Linked DNA regions of Homo sapiens: region 2 is linked to region 1. The links are chromatin contacts, found by Hi-C or POLR2A ChIA-PET in ENCODE. All regions are on one chromosome and are shown on one strand. The core of a region is the stretch at or near the end of the contact, and the rest is flanking DNA. Distances in the headings are between cores, read along the strand shown.

Region 1 (5,809 bases), core at 1,526-4,025:
AACATGACCCATGTTGGCCAAGTATCTCTCTGCCCAGTGAGTACACTAAGGTAAGACCAAACAGGACTGGACACTTTGCACTCAAGTTTCCCTGGACCTAAAATAGTAGCTATGGATTTGGAGGGGGAAAGGCTAGCTTTCCCTTTTGGACTTCCTGCAATTACTAACATGGGGGGGTCTTGAATAATGTGCTCTGGGAAATGACTGGGTACATTATATGCATCTCAAACTGGGTAGAGAGGCATCCCAGTTCAATGAAACAGAACAAGATGAAAAGGCTGGGCACGGTGGCTCATGCCTGTAATTTCAGCACTTTCGGAGGCCAAGGCAGGTGGATCACAAGGTCAGGAGTTCAAGAGCAGCCTGGCCAATATGGTGAAACCCCGTCTCTTCTAAAAATACAAAAATACTTGGGAGGCTGAGGCAAGAGAATCACTTGAACCCGGGGGGCAGAGGTTGCAGTGAGCCGAAATCTCGCCACTGCACTTCAGCCTGGGCGACAGAGTGAGACTCCATCTTAAAAAAAAGAAAAAGAAAAAGAAGGAGATGAAAAGGAAGGAGAAGAGGAGGAGGAGGAAGGAGGAAGAGGAGGAGGAGAAGGAGGAGGAGGAGGAGGGGGAGGAGGAGAAGAAGAAAGGAAAGAAAGAAGGAAAGAGAAGGAATGGCACAGATTAGACAATGAAGAACAAACCCCGGCTATTCTGCCTCAGACTGCCCCTTCTGCTGCATTCTCCGACTCAGTTAATGTGATCTTCATTTTCTAGTTTCTCAGATCTTTATTTTTTACTTCTTTCTCTCACAACCCAAATTTAATCTATTATCAACTACACTTTCTCTCTCTTTTTTTTTTTTTTTTTTTTTTTTTTTTTGACAGAGTCTCTCTCTGTTCACCAATCTGGAGTGTAGTGGCTCAACCTCAGCTCAATGCAACCTCTGCCTCCTGGGTTCAAGCAATTCTCTTATCAAGCCTCCTGTGTAGCTGGGACTACTGGCATGCACCACCATGCCTGGTTAATTTTTGTATTTTTAATAGAGACGGAGTTTCGCTATGTTGGCCAGGCTGATCTCAAACTCCTGAGCTCAAGTGATCTGCCTGCCTTGGCTTCCCAAAGTGCTGGGATTACAGGTGTGAGCCACTGCGCCCAGACATTTATCAATCATACTTTCAAAATAAACCTAGAATGTACCCTTTCCCTCACCATTTACCCCTGCCACCCCCCGATCGCAGTCACCATCGTCTCTCTCCTGCATGATCACAAACGCTGCTAATGGGCCTGTTTCTGCCCTGGCTTTCTCTTGTTTCAACAGAACAACCAGAGTGATCTTGTTAAATCATGAGCCAAATGACATCACTCCTCAGCTCAAAGTCTTCCAGAGGCTCTCATCGGGAATGAAGGCCAAAGTCCTTCCTCTGTCCTGCGGGACCCTACTGATCTGCACCCCTTGCCTCTTCAACCTCATTGCCAACTACCTCCCCCTTGTTCATTCTGCCCTATCTACGCTGGCCTCTGTGCTGTTCCTTGACTATATACCAGACAGATGCCCACACCAGGAACTTTGCAGTTACTATTTGCTCCCCCAAGACACTCTTCCCCCAGATAACCATATGCCTGATTCCCCACTTCTCTTAGTTCTGTACTCAAAAGTCATCTTCTGAGTGAGTCCTTTCCTGGCTACCTAACCAAAACATCTCCACCATCTCCATGCTTCATATTCCCTTTCTTTGTTTTTTTTCTTCTTGGCTTTTATTACCCTTTGTATATTTATCTTTTTTATTGACTATCTCTCATTAGCATATGGGTATATGAGGGCACAGATTTTTGTTTTGTTTACTCTCCAGGTTCTAGAACAGTGCCTGGTTCATAGTAAATGCTCATTTCAATGATCTATTGCTGCATCATAAGCCATCCTAAAATACAGGGACTTGAAACAACAGTTTATTAGAATCTCACAATCTCATAGGCTGACTGGGCTCAACTGGGTGGTTCTTCCTTGGGAATCTCTCATGTGGTTGGAGTCAAATGGCAGCTGGGACGGGAGTCATCTGATAGACTTGGCTGACACAGGATGCTGGCTACTGGCCAGGAGTTCAGCTCCGCCCACTGTCTGGAGTGCCTACATGTGACCCCTCCAAGTTCACTGGGGGCACCAACTTTTTTCTTTTTCTTTTTTTTTTTCTGAGACAGAGTCTCTTTCCATCACCAGGCTGGAGTGCAGTGGCATGATCTCGGTTCACTGCAACTTCCACCTCCCAGGTTCAAGCGAGTCTCCTGCCTCAGCCTCCCGAGTAGCTGGGATTACAGGCACTCGCCACGACATCCGGCTAATTTTTTGTATTTTTAGTAGAGATGGGGTTTCACTACGTTGGCCAGTCTGGTCTCAAACCCCTGACCTCATGATCCACCCACCTCAGCCTCCCAAAGTGCTGGGATTACAGGCGTGAGCCATGGCGCCTGGCGAGGCACCATCTTTAAAGATTAACTACCAGGGTATTCAGTGAATACTTGTGGGATGAAGGAAGGCAGAAAGGGAGGGGAGATGGTGGGAGGGAAGTAACTGGAAAATTTACAAAAAAGAAAATGAGGAAGGAAAGGAGACAGCAGAAAAGGAAGGAGAAAAGGAGATGTGGATTTCTGAATATGATGACAGTATTATAGCCCGGGAATAAAATCCATCCTTTCCTGCCTGACCCTTCTTTCCCATCTCCCTCAAGTTGCATAATAACCTGCTTGGAAGCAGAAATTCAACTAACGCCACATATCAGAACTGGAGCGCTCTTGGCAGAATCTTCTACAATTTATACCCCAAGTTCAAATTTAAGCCAAGGCATATTTCCAAGGAAAGAACAACACAGTACTTTATCTTGATGTTGCTCCTCACCCTTGGTGATTTCAAAGCAGGTTTATAAACAAGCGCTGTCATTGTGCAAGAGAGGAAATGGAAGGGAACTAGTAATATTTAGGTAACCAATAACAAAATCTTTGAGTCAATATTATAGTGAAATGATTAAGTAATTACGTGGAATCAGAGGCAGACTACAACTGCATCAAATTAATAAAGTAGAATTTGGAAGAAATAAGATATAAAAATTTCCACATAAAAACTGAAGTCAATTGAGGCTGTAAGGAGCTAGAAATTAAAAATAGATTTATACCAAACTAGGTAGAACAAAATTGAAACAGTTGTTGAGATATTAAAAATGGATTTGCTTTTAAAACCGTTTGGAATAGTTTAGTCATTTTCCAGAGCCATAGATATTCTGTGCCAGTTGAGCACTTTTTCCCAAACCAACCTGGCAGACGGTTGTCTAATCAGGAAGCTTTGCAGGCAAGTTCCTTGGCTAAAACCCATAGGAATAAATGAATTTGGGTTTCTAAAGTTCCAGTGTCTCAGTACAAAGAGAGATAGGTAACCCTTTTTCCTAGAGATACTGATGATGATATAAATTGTGGTATGACAGAATGCAAATTCCCTAAGCTTGGAATTCTCCTCTAACTGACATGTCACAGAATAAGATGGCATCATGTTTACTTCAATTTGTGGTCTCTCTAAACCACTTTGGTCTTTGGCCCCCAGATCTGCCCATTTCAGGGAAACTGGAGTAACTCAAAAAAGTAACTTGTCATGAATTAGTTAGGATTAGGTTTGGCAGCAGGATATTGAACTCTCCCTACTCCCCAACACCTTCACCTCCCTTAAAAAACAATAACAAAAAAAAAAACCAGTGGCTTAAACAACATGAAAGTTTATTTCTCTTTCATATAAGCCTGAATAGGTAGTCCACAGATGGTAAAGGGCTCCACAGTGCAGGGAATCAGATTTTTTTTATTTTTATTTTTCTGCCTTAACTGCATAATCTCCACTTCCTAAATCATCCTATCGTCCAAAATGAATGCTTGAGCTCCATCCCGCATATCCCATTCCATCCAGGAGAAAGAAGAAAAAGGTAGAGAGCAGGAAAAGCTCCCTGCCTTTAAGAACACTTTCCAGAAGTTGCTCACACTACTTCTACTTACATCTAACTAACCAAACGTTAATCCCATGACCGGGAGAGAATCAAGAAGACTGGGAAGCAGTCCTTCTAGCAGCAGGTGCCTAGCTAAACATTTAAGGTCCTAATACTTTAAAATAGAAGAAAACAAATGTTGTGAGACAATTAAACAGTCTCTCTGCTACAGTTTATCCCTTTGGCCTCCCCAAATATATGGGCATCCCCATGTAGGACACAATCCCTCCTCAAGGGGAAGAAACCCAGGGACTGCCTCCAGATCAAAGTCAAGATCTCTGAGTGAAGTGTAGTCTCCGTCTTCAAATCCAGATATGATGTTCACAATCTTGCAAGCTGTTTTAGTCTGTTCAGGTTGCAATAACAAAATACCTTAGACTGTGTACTTTATAAATAATATAAATTTATTTCTTACAATTCTGGAGGTTAGGAAGTCGAAGATTAAGGCACCAGCAAATTTAGTGTCTGGTGAGGGCTCTCTGCCTCGAAGATGGCACCTATTGCTGAATTGTCACATGGTGGGAGGGCAAAAAAGGGCCAGACTCCCTTCAGGCCCTCTTATAAGGGTACTAATTTCATTCGTGATGTCGTCACCTGCTGAAGACTACCCCCCGACCCCTTACTATGATGACATTGGGGATTAAGTTTCAACATGAATTTTGGAGGAGCCATATTCAAACCATAGCACAAACCATAAACTAAAAGATTAGTTATCTTTCCCATAACCCACTACATATGCAGTGATGTAGTAAGAACAAGAAAACCACAATTAAAACTACCAGTCAGAAAATGTGAAAGTCCCAGAAGTCGATCTATAGTAATTATCAAATCCTGCTGAGCAAGAACAGAGGGGACTCTCTTCTTAAACATCAGGAGTCAGCCGTCCGTCCTGTGGGAGGTGCTTCTGTGTCCATTATTCCCCATGGTTATGTCTGAGGCAGGAAGTGATGAGTTTGCCCTTTGGGGTGGGAGGACTGCTGCACAGCTTTCATAGCCTGTTTCTTGTTAATACATAGTTGGAGGCACAAAGGTTGCTTTAGGCATTGAATAGTCACAGGCTTTGGCAGATTAGGCTTGGATGCTTGGCAGTACAATTCCCTCAAAAACTAAGTAGGCATCTTTTCCATTTGCCTTCCATCAGTTCCATGTGCGAGTAACAATAGCCAAATATCTTGTCTAAAAATGGTTTTTAAACTGAAAGACTCAGATCTTTCAGACCTTTGTCCTCTGCCCACCCTTTGCCCCAGTTTAATGGCAGCTAGTTGAGTTTTGGAAGGAAAGCAACAGCTTTAATTGGATAGTAACAGCTAAGTTGTCACCCATTGTCTAGCAGACAGTTTTTAATAGCATTTTATTTTTATTATTAATTTTTTTTTTTGAGATGGGGTCTGTCTCTGTCGCCCAGGCTGGAGTGCAATGGCACGATCTCAGCTCACTGCAACCTCCACCTCCCAGGATCAAGCCATTCTCCTGCCTCAGCCTCCCAAGTAGCTAGGACTACAGGCATGCGCCACCATGCCTGGCTAATTGTTGTATTTTTAGTAGAGATGGGGTTTCACTATGTTGGCCAGGCTGGTCTTGAACTCCTGACCTCTTATTTTCTGAGACAGTTTCTCACTGTGTCAGCCAGGCTGGAATGCAGTGGTACAGTCATAGTTTACTATAACCTTGAACTCTTGGGCTCAAGCAATCCTCCCACTTCAGCTTCCTGGGTAGCTGGGACTACAGACACACACCACTACATCTGGCTAATTAAAAAAAAATTTTGTAACAGTCTTGCTATGTTGCCCAGCCTAGGTTAGT
Region 2 (5,385 bases), core at 1,309-3,808, 250 kb after region 1:
AGCAGACACCAAGTCTCATCTAGCTTGCATCTAAGATTTTGGTGAAGCATTTCTGTTGACCTGTATCACCCAAATCAGCAGGCTAGAATTTTTTTCAAGAGACATCGTCAACATCATTAGAAAGCGTGAAACCGGCCGGGCGCGGTGGCTCACGCCTGTAACCCCAGCATTTTGGGAGGCTGAGGTGGGCGGATCAACTGAGGTCAGGAGTTTGAGACCAGCCTGGCCAACATGGTGAAACCCTGTCTCTACTAAAAATACAAAAAATTAGCCAGGCGTGGTGGCATGTGCCTGTAATCCCAGCTACTGGGGAGGCTGAGGCAGGAGAATCGCTTGAACCTAGGAGGTGGAGGTTGCAGTGAGTGGAGATTGTGTTATTGCACTCCAGCCTGGGCGACTAGAGCCAGACTCCATCTCAGAAAAAAAAAAAAAGAGAAAAGAAAGTGTGAAACCAATGGTTAGTAGAATCAAAGCTCTCTTTCTAATTCCTTTCCTATAGTAGCCCTCTAGAGATGTAGGGAAATCCTTAGGAAAACATGGTGACTGTTCAGAGTTCCTCCATTAGCATTGTATCAATTTGAAGCTTATATGCCTATTCTGGCACCAGAAGAGTGGCTGCAGAGAAAATAGGGTTAGCTGGTTTGGCTGGCAGCAAGACAGTCGCAGGGACTATCACATAATTACAAGTTAAAAATAGAGTGAAGTCTACAAACTTGTTCTGTTAGTGTAGCCAGAAAACAAATGGAAGTAGAACCCGAAACCTATTTTAGGCTAATCCTAAAACTGTGGTCATTTTATATTCTGGTGTCCTAGGATGGGGTAAGGTAAGAGTACGAAGGGACAAAAGTGATCCATCTGACAAACTATTCACCAAATGCCATAAAACACATAGTCTGCACCCCAATTAACACCTACCAGCCCACCTCACCAAGCTCCAGAGTAACTCTAAGGTACACAAAGCAAAAGCTGAGGTCCGGCCAATCATCATCACCTATTCTAGGAGCACAGCATGGGTTACTGGAATGTAGTCAAAATGATCTGGATTTAATACTCAGTTCTGTTACACACTTACCAACTGTAGGACCTTGGCAAATCACATAATATTGCTGAGCTTGTTTCCCCAATTAATAAATGGGGGCGAAAACAGGGCCTGCTTTTCTGTAAGAGTTGCAAGATCGAAGGAGATCAAGAACAGGATCTATGCTGTTATATTCATTCTCCTGTTTCTCCAGCACCCAGTACAATTATTCACTACACGAATGACTGAAGGAAACTGTAGCTGCACTTTGTAAATTGAAAGGGTTTATTGCTATTGCTATATTAGGCTATATATTAGGTACTATATTAGGCTAACCGGGTTAACTGTTGTACTGGAGTATTTGCTATTGCATTGTTATATTGCTCTTTGACCTTCCACGGTATTTGAGAAGGCTTTCCTTTTCATCTGCTCACCGAGGGATTTGTCTTGACACCTCTTTGTAATCTGCTCTTAAGCTACACCTGATGGAGTGTCCCATCTTTACCTATGAGCCTGGCAGCAGAAGTGGCAGAGGTTGGCTTTGCAGGTCTGACACCTCTTCTCTACTTCCCTGTCGTTGCACAGGTCACACACCAGGCCCTGGCCTTCCCCACGTAGGCTCTCCAGCATCACATCATTCACGGCCAGGTGGTCTATGGTTAAAGCCTTCACTCCACCCATGGGCAGGTCCACCTGAGCATCACATACAGGACAAAGGATGCCGATCTGCGACTGCAGACTTCGTGGCTTGAGTTCCTGGAATATTGACCCCTCAGAGCTTGTGTCAGAGTCTCCCCCTCGGATGTCCACTACTGAGAAGGGCTCCAGCTGCTCCAGACACGTGGTGCAAACTGTATGCAAACAAGGCAAGAGCCTGGGGGCTTTGAAAAGCCCCAAGCACAGGGGGCAGTGAGTCTTGCCTGAGTTCCCAAGTGCAGTCCCACTAGTGAGTTTGCTTACAAAGCCCAGCAGCGGTTTTCTGTTTTCTGACATACTCCTCACGTTTGTGACCAATATTAGAAAGGGCCCTGGGCAGTTCTACGATTTAGTAGCAGGTGATTAAGCCCACCCAAAGAGAAAGTCTCCAGAACTTGAACAGAGACCATGGGGACTCCCTCGCTGACAAATAAAAGGGCAGACGGGAAGACGAGGCGTCCTCGAAGGAATCACCCACAGATCTACTCAGGAGGGCCCCCTCCTTTCCACTGCATCCCACACCAGACACGCCCACGCCCTCCTCTGCCCCGCAAGTCCTCCCCGGATGCGCTTCCAGGTCTAGCTCTCCAGCTAGTCCTGCTGCCAACAAAGTCACCCCTGCACCTCTCGCTCCCTCCACTGCCACCCCCCTCCCGCCGCCCGCCCCACTGCGCGCCACACGCGACAAGCGCCGACCCCACCCGCGCACGATGAGGTAGGGGCCCTCTTGCTCCTTCCCTCTGCGAAAGGCGCGCGCCGGGTGAGGGAATTGCAAGCCGCCGGCGGGCTTCTCGGTGTCCACCGCCTCTCCCGCGCCTCGGCCCGGGACGCCCGCGGGCTCTGGCCCCTCCTCACACCAATCCCAGCCCGGTCTACTCCGGCGAGTCCAATCACCGTCCGAGAGCGGCGGCCCTCGCCGCTCCGGGCCCCGCCGCCCTCCAGAGTGACGCCACTAAGCATCCAATAAGTTTTGGAAATTCCACATCTTCGCCAGTCCACTCACGCGGGGGGCGGGACCTGACAAGGCCGTGGGCGGGGCGGCCGAAGGGCTTAGAGTGCGGCGGGAGGAAAAGGCCAAGGCTCGGAGCGAGCGGCATAGTGTAGTCAGCGTCACCGTTTCACAGGGACTGTCCCTCTCTCTGTGGTGACCAGAGAGGCCTCAGGACCTCTTAAAAAGCCACGCTGATTTGGCGCCGGGACGGCCTTCTTTCTGCCCTCGGACTCGTCCCACGAACGCAGACTGGGTTCTCCCATTGGTGGATGGCACTGTCAGTTGGCTCTGCGCTGGGAGTGGGAGACGTTTTTCGGGCTCCCGAGGTCTCGGCCGCTCGGGGGCGCCAGACGTTTCTCCTCCACGCGGGTTTGAGGCTGCGAGGCTCCCCTCTGTCCTCAGGCGCTTACTGTAGCTCACAGGTCCCTCAGGCCTAGCGTGCTGGGTACAAGCACTCCCGCGGCTCCCCGACTTTGGGTATTTTTCGGGGGTGAGGGCATCTCAGGCTCGCGTTACGGGGACCGGTTCGGGAGACCGTGGAGCCGAGGTGTCGAATGGAGGGCTTACTTCGGCCGGGCCAGGGAGCGCCACCCTCCTTGTCGGGCTCGGGAAGGCTTTGTTTTCCGGTCCGGGGGGAGTGCAGATGACCTAAGGAGTTGAATGTCACCCGGGATTCCACAGTCCTGTGTAACAGAAACGAGCTGAGCGAGTTGGACCCGCTGTTTTTATCAGTCAATCACGGAGGGCTCCTGCCTGGTCACAGTGAGACAATGGACGGTGGCAATGAGGGACAAGCCCTTTGTGGGCTTAAAACTAATTGGGAAGATGAACACGTCCGACCCCTTTAACTTTATAATTACACGGCCACCTTCTCTGGCCTTACCAGGCGTCTCCTGATTCTCCAAAATTCCAAAAATGGAAACAGCTGCTCCTTTCCCCTCCACCTGTTGTTATCTCCAGTTGCGTCAGCTTGTCTACTGGGCCCTCACTGCTTTCTTTGTTCATGACCTTCCCTACTTAATTTGTACCCAGTGGGCGACTGTTTCACTTGATTCCTTCATTATCTGTTTCATGCTATAGGCATAGTGTCTGGAGCCTAAGCTTTTAAAAGTATGGAATCTGAAAAAAAGTTAACCCCAAAATATGAAAAAAAAAAAAAAAACCATTATAAAATATAAAAATGAAATGTTTGGCCATTTCCAAAATATAACACGCCAATGAGTCAAATGCCACCTTTATATAAAATGTGCAAGTAATTTCCAAATGTTAAGCATATCTCCAAAGATTTTTAAATAGTCCTTACCTAGATTTTTTTCAGCCTCTTGTCCTTCTTGCATCTACTCTCAAAATCGGCATTCGCCTCTCCAGTAGGCTGGAGGAAGTCACAAAAACTGTGTGGACTTGGGTTTGCTATATATTCTTGCTTTGAACTTCACCTTTACCCTCCCTGCTGCTTGGCTGTGCTTTACTTCATCTCTTGTTCATACTGTATCACATTTCTTGTGGTAGTAGTTTCAAGCTTCTCTTGTTTCAGAAGTACTTCATAATTTACACGTGCAATATCTCATTTAGCAGTATCTCATTTAACCTTTAACAATATTGTAAGGAAATGGCCTCAAAGAGGTCTTGCCAGGTCTTGGATGGCCAGCCCAAGTTAACATATCTGGAACTTGAACACAACCTTATGATGCCATATCTAAGATTATATTCGGGCTACCTCTACCTTTCCCTTTTTTTTTTTTTCTTTTTTTGAGATTGAGTTTTGCTCTTGTTGCCTAGGCCGGAATGCAATGGCAGGATCTCGGCACACTGCAACCTCCACCTCCAGGGTTCAAGCGATTCTCCTGCCTCAGCCTCCCAGGTAGCTGGAATTACAGGCATGCACCACCACACCTGGCTAATTTTTTGTATTTTTAGTAGAGACTGGATTTCACCATGTTGGGCAGGCTCCTCTCGAACTCCTGACCTCAGGTGATCCACCCGCCTCGGCCTCCCAAAGCGCTGGGATTACAGGCGTGAGCCACCGCGCCTGGCCACCTCTACCTTTCCTTTCTCAGTTTATTAAGCATCAAATCCCTCACACATGCTGCAGCTAATTCCCTTCCATTGATGAGAAAAACAAGGTTGTCTGAAGAACTGCCTCGCCTTTCTACTTAAAAAATCCATGATTCCTCACACCTCCTCTCTTACCTCTCCTGACTGCCATTCTTTAGTGCCAAGATTAGTTCCTCAAGATTTTTGTTTTTTATCCCAACCTCTCCTGCTTCCTCAAAACCTTATTCCTATGTTTCAGTCAGTTTTTCTGCCAAGAGTTCTGATGAAGTCCTGAAAGGGGAAGCAAATCGTCTTTTGATCTAGCTCCCCTTCAACGTATTAATAGTGGTGGTTCTCGCCCCTATATTTCTCAAAAGGGTGGTCTCACTGTCTGCTTTCATCATCTTTTTATAACCATCACCACCGATTTATTCCTCCCCTCTTTCCTATTGAGACTTTCTTGTAGATCATGAGTGACCATATTGCTGGCCTTTTCTCAATAGGCAATCTCTTTAGTATTTACCATTTTTTGTACTTCCTCATCCTTAAAACTTGCCTCCTCCTTGACTTCTGAAATACTCTACTCTCCTAACCTTCTGTCTCTTGGGCTGCTTCTCACACCCTCCATCCTCACTAGTTCCCCTTC

The links. Hi-C counts contacts between places; a loop is a spot of excess contacts on that map. ChIA-PET counts read pairs that join two places held with the same protein, here RNA polymerase II (POLR2A). Pooled maps may share reads with other maps.
Region 2: a loop to region 1 is called in a pooled map, with 1.8 times the contacts of the local background. The contact joins the promoter of TRIM45 here to the enhancer-like site in region 1. A Hi-C loop is called at or near these places in 1 of 168 maps with a recorded cell type or tissue (naive thymus-derived CD4-positive, alpha-beta T cell) and 6 of 50 pooled maps. POLR2A ChIA-PET finds 5 or more read pairs at or near these places in 1 of 52 experiments (PC-9).

Annotation. Positions count from the first base shown.
Region 1 is chr1:116,869,141-116,874,949 of GRCh38, forward strand. No RefSeq gene overlaps it. Among named protein-coding and RNA genes, the nearest start is that of PTGFRN, 38 kb to the right of the region's middle. RefSeq lists an enhancer at 1,887-2,181. Within about 2 kb of position 2,776, at least 2 of the 41 ENCODE cell types and tissues checked have a DNase peak (open chromatin) inside an H3K27ac peak, as active enhancers do.
Region 2 is chr1:117,119,191-117,124,575 of GRCh38, forward strand. TRIM45 (tripartite motif containing 45) reads right to left here and starts at 2,559. Exons shown (of 6, transcript NM_025188.4): 1 at 1,524-2,559. The coding sequence starts at 2,011. RefSeq lists a silencer at 2,324-2,513 and an enhancer at 2,824-2,993.